2 separate regions of the Homo sapiens genome follow, and region 2 is linked to region 1. A link is a loop called in an ENCODE intact Hi-C map of the cell type or tissue named here. Cell type or tissue: dorsolateral prefrontal cortex. All regions are shown on one strand. Each heading gives the region's core, and the rest is flanking DNA. Links, peaks and the distances in the headings are about the cores only. Region 1 overlaps CTNS (cystinosin, lysosomal cystine transporter). Region 2 holds the start of ASPA (aspartoacylase).

Region 1 (4,390 bases), core at 189-4,188:
AAATAAAAAGTGTATATATTTGCAGTATATAACGTGATGCTTTGATGTATGCATACATTGTGAAATGACTAAATCAAGCTAATTAATATCCATCATCTCAGATACTTATCTTTTTTTTGTTGTTGTTACGAACGTGAGTAGCTAGGACTATAGGTGCAAGCCACTGCACCCAGCTGTGGTGGGAACATTTAGGATCTATCTCTTAGCAGTTTTTAGGCATGCAGTAATACATGATTGTTAACTATATCGCCAGGTTGTACAATAGCTCTCCAGAAGTTATGCGCCCTGAGTGACTTGCGTTCATCTTGTTATTTAAACCCTTATTTGCCACCTCCTCTGTGGATGCTTTTTATCTAATTGAATAGCAACTGGCTCAAATGCTCAGTAAGGTGGGAGCAGGGTACACACAAATAGATACATGCATAAAGCTATGGGTAATGATCGCTATTAGATCACACGGCCTCTGGCACTGGTTTTTGGAAACGACACCCAACCAGTGGTGTCTCAGAATGAGGCTTCACAAACCTTAATGTGGACTCAAACCATTTGGGGATCTTGCTAGTGTGCTGACTTTGAATCAGTAGGTTTGGGATGGGGCCTGAGATGCTGTGTTCCTAAGGAAGCCCAATTCTCTGGTCCTTGAATGCCCTTTGAGCAGCCAGGCCTTGAAAATTGTAAGAACTTTTTTTTTTTTTTTTTTTGAGAAGGAGTCTCACTCTGTCACCCAGGCTGGAGTGTAGTGGGGCCATCTAGGCTCACCCCAACCTCCGCCTCCTGGGTTCAAGTGATCCTCCTGCCTCAGCCTCCCAAGTGGCTTGGATTACAGGTGCATGCCACCACGACTGGCTAATTTTTGTATTTACTTTAGTAGAGATGGGGTTTCACCATGTTGATCAGGCTGGTCTCGAACTTCCTACCTCAGGTGACCCGCTCACCTTGGCCTCCCAGAGTGCTGGGATTACAGGCGTGAGCCACCACTCCCGGTAAGAACGTTTACATTCCCAGAACCATTTTTGCCTCAGGTTCCTCACTATCACCTTCTTAATTCCATCTAATGGCATGTGATACTCATCCCCAAAAGACACCAACAAAGCCAAAATCACAGATTTCTAGGTTGATGGAACAGGGGCCGCCTAGGAGACCTGTTTCCACCAGCTCTTAATTCAAATGTGTTCTGTTACCTAGCATTTCCCTACCCATCCGTTAAGATTGGTTACTTACTTCATCGGGGAGCTCAAGGATAGTAATATTTTTGGAACGAAATGTGATTTCAAAAGTGATCACCAGGGTTGCATTTAATGGTGGCCTGTGGAGGACAAGAGTCTAATTACTGCTGAGAAGCTGGACAGTGAGATCTCAACCAACCCTCTGGATTTCACATCTGGCCTTCAACTCTCAAGCAGTTAGGCTTAGGAAATGCTAGGTGCTCCACCCTGATGGGTAGCCAGGTGGAAATCGTGCTCCCGTAGGCCTTCCTGTCTTAATCAGGAGACCAGGTGTCTGTCCCTTCAGGGTAGGGTGAGAACAGAGAAGAAAGCAAGGTGGGTGTGAATGACAAATGAGGCATCTGGAGGCCCAGGACCGTGGCTCCCTGCTCCGGTGGGAAAGGCTTCCCAGAGAGTCGGGTCTGAGTGGGGCCTTGTGTGAGGGCCAGCATTTGACTGAAGGAGGAGAGGGCTCAGGCAGGGAATGAGGAGGGAGCAGTCCGGACTTGGAAAGCTGGGAGAGGCATCTGACGGGAGAAGGCAGATGTGCTGGCTGGAAGCCGTCTTCTGGGCCCTGGCCCTGGGTTTAGAGGCCTGGAGTTAATCTGAAAGGCAGTGGGAGGCCACTCCAGGGGCCTGGACAGTTGTGGTAAGAGATGACTTGTAAGATTTGCAGGGGGAGGGTGTGCAGAGACAGAAGGAGCTGGGAGCGGAATGGCAGGCCTGCTAGGGGCCTCGGAACCAAAGCTTTGCTTTCAGGCCAGATCTCGCAGGAGAGGCGAGGAAGGGGGAAAGGCATAAAGAGAGAAGGAGAGGGTTCTAGGTCTTCTTCATCAGGGAATCCTCACGGCTGGGAGGCAAGGGAAGGACAAAGCAGCTAAGAGCAGAGAAGGCAGAGGCAGCCTCCCTGGCACAGACTGGACTAGGTCGCGACGTTTGTGCCTAAGCCAGCAGGTGGCAGCAAGTGAGACTCCCAGACAAGGCCCAGCATGAGCGGCATTCACCCGACGTGGCCACTCCTGCTTCTGAAAGCAACCTCAGAAGTGCCAACCAGCAGCTCAGCTCCCTGCCCCTTGACCTTCAGGGCTCTCTTCAAATACTTAGTCTTAGAAAGAATCGCTTTGAAATCTGGCCTCAACACCGGTCACACAGGACTCTTCCCATGCGGGGAAAAGACGCACGTCTCTGGGAGAAGCACCCCTTCCTTCTCCTGCCAGGGAAAGTGAGGACTCAGGGTGGGGGTCAGCCTTTGCGATCCCATCCTGCAGCCCGGGGCTAGCACCATCCCTTTTTCTAGGGCTTGTCTTACAGGTAAGAGGCAAGAATAGCGCATCTGAAATCTGAACAGACTGAGCCAGGGGTCAGCCCTGACCCAGCTGCGGGGCCTGAGCGGAGCTGAGCACAGCGCCAGGCCCAGGAACTTACCGCAGGGTGAGGCTGACGTTGGTCGAGCTGCCGTTCTCCAGCTTTACGACAGGAGGAACAGTGAGGCTGACGCTTGACTCTGGAAGGACCCAAATCAATGACATGAGGCACTGGGTCAGAGTTCAGGCCTGTGACAGAAAACTGGGCCGAAACCCCTGACATCTGAACTCCTGAGCTCTGACTCTCTGACGAGCCCTATTCTGTGATGGGACTGCAAACACAGGCCCTGGTTAGCTTCCTTCCCCACCTGCTGCCAGAGACAGAGATGGAGGAAAACAGGCCTGAGCAGGAAACGCCGGAGCGTCCTCCTCCCGCTGCGATGACAGGCTCTGAGAGTCTGCGGCTGAGTTAACCAGAGATTGTTAGAGAACCATGGAGCCCAAAAATCATTACAGGGGAATTCCAGCGTGACCTGGGAGCGTAAAAGGCAGCCGTGAACCACCTCTTCAGATGAAAGCACAGGGGTCTCCTCTGTTCATGAAGTCAAAATGGTCCTGAAGAACTGGGCCAGCCCCTTTCCTGCACTCTCAGAGAGACACATGGGCCCAGCTAATGAGTTTCTAAGGAGCCCTTTGGGGTCCCTTCCCAACCCAGCTCACCCTGGCACTGGTCCCCTTCCTGGGGCTGACTATCTGCGGGGTACTGGAGGAGGAAGGGTGAATAGTTGTTTCACTCTGAGATTTCTTCTTGGCATTAAGCTGTTAACTCAGAATCAAGTTGACAAACAGGCCCCCAGATGAGGGAAGAAGCAGATCTGGGTCTTAGGGTCTTAGAAAACCATCGTGGGGCTGGGCGTGGTGGCTCACGCTTAGAAACCTGGCGCTTTGGGAGGCCAAGGCGGGAGGACTGCTTGAGCCCAGGAGCTGGAGATCAGCCTGGGCAACACAGAAAGACTCTGTTTCTACAGAATATTTTCTTAAAAAAAGAAAGAAAACTGGGCAGGCGTGGTGGCTCATGCCTGTAATCCCAGCCTTTTGGGAGGCCGAGGCAGGTGGATCACGAGGTCAGAGGATCAAGACCGTCCTGGCCAACATGGTGAAACCCTGTCTCTACTAAAAATACAAAAAATTAGCTGGGTTTGGTGGCATGCACCTGTAGTCCCGGCTACTTTGGAGGCTGAGGCAGAGAACTGCTTGAACCTGGAAGGCAGAGGTTGCAGTGAGCTGAGATCGCTACTGCATTCCAGCCTGGGCAACAGAGCGAGACTCCATCTCAAAAAAAAAAAAAAAAGAAAGAAAACCCTCTTGCAAGGCCAACTAGCCCAGAGCACCGGACTGAGTAAGCCTCTCTTTGTGTGCTTCCTGTATTCTTTGTGCAGCCCCGTCCCAGCCTCTGCTCCCAGGGGTACTGGAAGGCTCATGCCACACCTGCCATCTCACTTCCCCTGCCTGATTGCCTTCAGGGTTACACACAGCCTGGGGTTATGGTCATGACTCTAGGCCGGGCGGGGAAGCAGGTGCATGACTGTGATGAGGAGCGTCTTTGCAACGGCAGAGGCTGCCAGCATGCCCGGTTCCCCGACCCAGACCCCGTCACTCAGACCCCCCAGGCCCAGTTCCCCCCACCCAGACCCTGTCACTCAGACCCCTCAAAGGCAGATGAATTGAGATCTGAAATTTTAGACGCTTGGGTTGGAAGGAAACTTTTTTTTTTTTTTTTTTTTGAGACAGAGTCTCGCTTTGTTGCCCAGGCTGGAGTGCAGTGGCATGATCTTTGCTCACTGCAACCTCTGCCTCCTGGGTTCAAGTGATTCTCCTGTC
Region 2 (4,390 bases), core at 251-4,250, 170 kb after region 1:
TCATGAAGATAAAGCATTTCTCAAATTAAAATTTATGCTAGTAAAAATATGATTTGATACAAACAGGATGACTGCAGTATAATTGCCCTGAAAAACATCTATTCCATAAAGTGAGGCATGTTTCTATTAAGAGTAGTGTCCATGTTTTGATCTGTGTTGAGACTAAACCTAAGGAGTGATCTAACTCAAATTAGAGTTGATCAGAAAACAAGCACATAGAACAGTGGCTAGTTGTGCCTGTGCATATCTTATATATATATATATTTTTTTTTTTGAGACGGAGTCTCGCTCTGTCACCCAGGCTGGAGTGCAGTGGCACCATCTCTGCTCACTGCAAGCTCCGCCTCCCAGGTTCACGCCATTCTCCTGCCTCAGTCTCCCGAATAGCTGGGACTACAGGTGCCCGCCACCATGCCCGGCTAATTTTTTGTATTTTTTTTAGTAGAGACGGGGTTTTACCGTGTTAGCCAGGATGGTCTTGATCTCCTGACCTCATGATCTGCCTGCCTCAGCCTCCCAAAGTGTTGGGATTACAGGTGTGAGCCACTGTGCCCGGCCATGTATCTTATATCTTAGCTAGTAGTCTACCAACTCCTTGAGGGGTAGAAACCAAGTTGTATAGAGCTGTGTACTCCCCCAGTACCTGGCACAGTTTCCTGAGAAAAACAGATGTTTCAGAATATTTTTTAGTAAAAGAAAAAAAGCGGCCCAGCGCGGTGGCTCATGCCTATAATCCCAGCACTTTGGGAGGCTGAGGCAGGCAGATCACCTGAGGCCAGGAGTTTGAGACCAGCCTGGCCAACATGGAGAAACCCCGTCTCTACTAAAAATACAAAAAATTACCCGGACATGGTGGCAAGTGCCTGTAATCCCAGCTACTCGGGAGGTTGAGGCAGGAGAATCACTTTAACCCGGAGGTGGAGGCTGCAGTGAGCTGAGATTGCACCATTGCACTCCAGACTGGGCAACAAGAGCGAAACTCCATCTCAAAAAGAGAAAGAAAGAAAGAAGTGGTAAAAAGCAAATATGTGGAGTCATATTATATCCACAGTGGTAGCTATTATGATGTAAACGAAGGCAAAAATAATTAATAAGGACCTAACCTAGCATGTTATGACTGCTTACGTTGTATGCAATATATTACAAATCAGCAAAATATAAGCTCTGAAAATTCAGATGGTGTCTTTAGTTCTCATCTCTGGTATCCCATCTACAACAATCCACCATGGAAGTTAAGTACGTCTGCTACTTCGGATCACAGGGAGGTCTGATGTCTTTATTTTTATTTATTTATTTATTTTTTTGAGACGGAGTCTTGCTCTGTCTCCCAGGCTGGAGTGCAGTGGCACAATCTTGGCTCACTGCAAGCTCCGCCTCCCGGGTTCACGCCATTCTCCTGCCTCAGCCTCCCAAGTAGCTGGGACTACAGGCACCCGCCACTACGCCCGGCTAATTTTTTGTATTTTTAGTAGAGATGGGGTTTCACTGCATTAGCCAGGATGGTCTCGATCTCCTGACCTCGTGATCCGCCTGCCTCGGCCTCCCAAAGTGTCTGATGTCTTCTGACAAAAGATATTTAATCACGCTTTCATTCAACAAATATTACTTGAAACATTACATTTTTTGAACTAGAACTTTATGCATTACCGTAAGCATAGTTGCTTGAAAACGTAGTGAATTTCCTAAAAAGCTAACAATTTTATATGCAAGCATAGTGGCCAAACACTAACTCAATGCAAAGGAGTATTAAATCTGTTTCTTTAAAGGTATGATTTTAAAACAAAACCCTTTTCTATTTATTGTCTCAGTCTGTATACATTTGAAAAGAAAACTTAATAATCTGGTGCTTAAGAAGGTTTATAAAAGAGCATGTGAATGCCCAGTTTAGATAATTGTGCAATTCACAATGCAGTATAATTAAAAGTGAAAGTGATCTTATTCAACATACGACTGCATGTACGGACATGAATTATCATCTGCATATACATATATGTGTTCTCTTTCACACACCTACCACTTTTCACACAACATACATACATATACAATACAAAGCATAGTCTTACCCAAGATTTTCAAGGTCAAAAATGCGATTCAGGTCACAGTCAATATATCTGGTACACTTCTTCACTGCTCTGGGGTTAGTAATAAATGGTTTTACCTCCAGCCCTGTTCTCTGAATCTCAGCGCCATTCTCTAGCCAATGCTTAACCAGAAATACTCCGGTTAGCTCATTCCCATGGGTTCCTCCAAAGATAGCAACCTTTTGTATATGTTCTTCAGCAATGTGACAAGAAGTCATTTCACCAAGTAGTTTTTATCTGATTTCTGCAATTCAGAAGAGAGATCAAAGGAAATTCGATTTTCTTAAGAAAGGTTTAGAAATGTAAATGAGACTTTACCCAAAGGGCAAAGTACAGAATTCCCTTGAGTGGAGTATATTTTAATTTTCTGTTACAAGTTCTGAGCCCCGTTTATGGACACTCCCTTCTTTAGCCCTGCCCTTTGCCATATTTGGATTAAAATATGCAAAGATCAACTAGAGATACAGCTGTTTACTTTAACTTCTAACTCCCTCAGATGGTCAGTAGATCTAAATACAGTAATAAATTAGCATTTCATACTAATACAAAAATTCCATTCTTTTCCTCAGCTAGGATGTCATCCAGTGAGGCTTTCACAATTATCTGTAATAATAAAAATAGTTTATACGTTTCTAATTTCACAAAATAAAAAAGTGGCCCACTCAGTATTTCCACGGGCATTTCAAAACATTTCTTCTCTGAAATGAGTTCAAGCACTTTTCATGATCTGAGGGCATTTGAATCTCACCTCTATAAACAGCCAAAGGCTGACCCTCAGAGACCTCCTCTTGAACCGGCGCCCATTCTTTCAGAATGCTTTTTCACAATCAGAAACAGAAGGGCCAAATCAATGATCACTTGGGACTCGAAAAGCTACCCTGAAACATCCCTTCATTTCTTTCTCATGAGGTTTTTGGTAATTCTGTGTTAACTTACTTATGAATCTTCCTCATTTTTTGCCTAAATACCAAAGGAAAGACAACTGTTAGTACTTTTCAAGTTTTTGTGATGCCTGAAAATGTCTTGGGACACACTGCATGTGCTAACCACATCATGTGAACTTACATAGACACAGCCTTATTCACTGTCAGCGGGGACTCTCCACTGGACTGTGTTACTCAAAAAGGGGTCTTATTAGGGGAAATTTTCCAGAATACTAAGATGATTACATCCCTTTGGAGAAATGACTCTGAGCCAAATCTGATTTGATTTCATGCTCAGTCACCCAGAAAGTCACATATGTTCAAGTACTGGGAATACCATGTACTAGTAACGCCAGGTTGTTTGATAGAGGGTACAATAAGAGTAATTTATTACAATTGCAGAGTTTAATTTATAATGTCCTTTCACTCAGTTTATTCATACATTAATTTTATACGATAGGGTGGGTTAGGTGTTGACATCCCCACTGCAGGGGTAAACGAAAGAGAGGTTAAGTAACTCAGTTAAGGTTCTGCAGGGATGTAGGAGAACCTAGGCCTGAGACCCATGTTTCTCATCCCAAGTCTAGTGTTTTTCACAGGACAATAGGGTGCCTCTCTGTTATTTTTGGTCTTCTTCACAGTTCTAGTTTTGCTCTTTCAGAATTCACATAAACAGCCATTACAGTGTGCTCAGGAAACAAACATGCATACAAACCAAATACATGGTGGAAAAATAAAATATGAATGCTTCCTAATATTTAATAAACCCACTGAATGTTCTTCCTTTAAGAGCTTATAATGCAGAGATAGAGAAAGCAAAATAACCACATCAAATCTATGCATTAAAATGACTGTTCTAATAGAAAAAAAAAGCTCCTGTAGGCTTTGACTGTCTGTCCACATCCATGTACACTGAACACTTCAGACGGTGTAGAGATGATGAAAACACACGTAAAAGTAAACAGATGACAGTTGTTTAGTTGCTTTGGTTTTAAGAGCAGTAACCATGGTGAATTATTAACACTCTACTATGCTTGGTTTCTTTTCTGCTGATTTGTAGTTTGTTCTGTCCTTTGCCCTAGTCTCTCTGGAAATGCTGCTTCAGTTATTTACTCGTAGCTGGCACAAATGACTTGCATTTTGAAGCTTGTTTTATGGAATTTTAACAGATCAGCACTTTGAAGCACATTTCACATTCATAAATAAAGTTTCTCTTACATGTCAAAATGAATAACTTTTTTGAGAGTTAATGAATTGCAGCAATTATTTCCCATACTTACCTTGTTTTTTGTGTACAGAGTTTGTCTTCTGTGGAAAGCTTTATTAGGAAAAAGGAGAGCATTTCCTCAGAAGTAGAGCAACAGAGGCTTTTCATACTCTTATACC

Evidence for each region. A loop is a pair of places that touch in the nucleus more often than their neighbours do. Peaks named below come from ENCODE experiments on the same cell type or tissue, not always from the same donor. Only the 100,000 strongest peaks of a DNase experiment are listed, where the experiment ranks them.
Region 2: it touches region 1 in a loop (4-fold over the local background); 5 of 110 quality-filtered maps call a loop at or near these places.

Annotation. Positions count from the first base shown.
Region 1 is chr17:3,645,763-3,650,152 of GRCh38, reverse strand. CTNS (cystinosin, lysosomal cystine transporter) reads right to left here. Exons shown (of 12, transcript NM_004937.3): 4 at 2,631-2,709; 5 at 1,222-1,306. All of the region lies in intron 4 of LOC105371493 (a long non-coding RNA gene), which reads left to right. Among named protein-coding and RNA genes, the nearest start is that of CTNS, 11 kb to the right of the region's middle. In dorsolateral prefrontal cortex, for the core only: a CTCF peak has its summit at 2,163 (motif pointing right); a DNase peak (open chromatin) is centred at 2,172; H3K27ac peaks cover 732 bases.
Region 2 is chr17:3,474,069-3,478,458 of GRCh38, reverse strand. ASPA (aspartoacylase) reads right to left here and starts at 2,462. Exons shown (of 6, transcript NM_000049.4): 1 at 2,064-2,462. The coding sequence starts at 2,299. It also overlaps a transcript of SPATA22 not described here. In dorsolateral prefrontal cortex, for the core only: a CTCF peak has its summit at 2,194; no DNase peak of the experiment used is centred there; H3K4me3 peaks cover 2,982 bases; H3K27ac peaks cover 4,000 bases.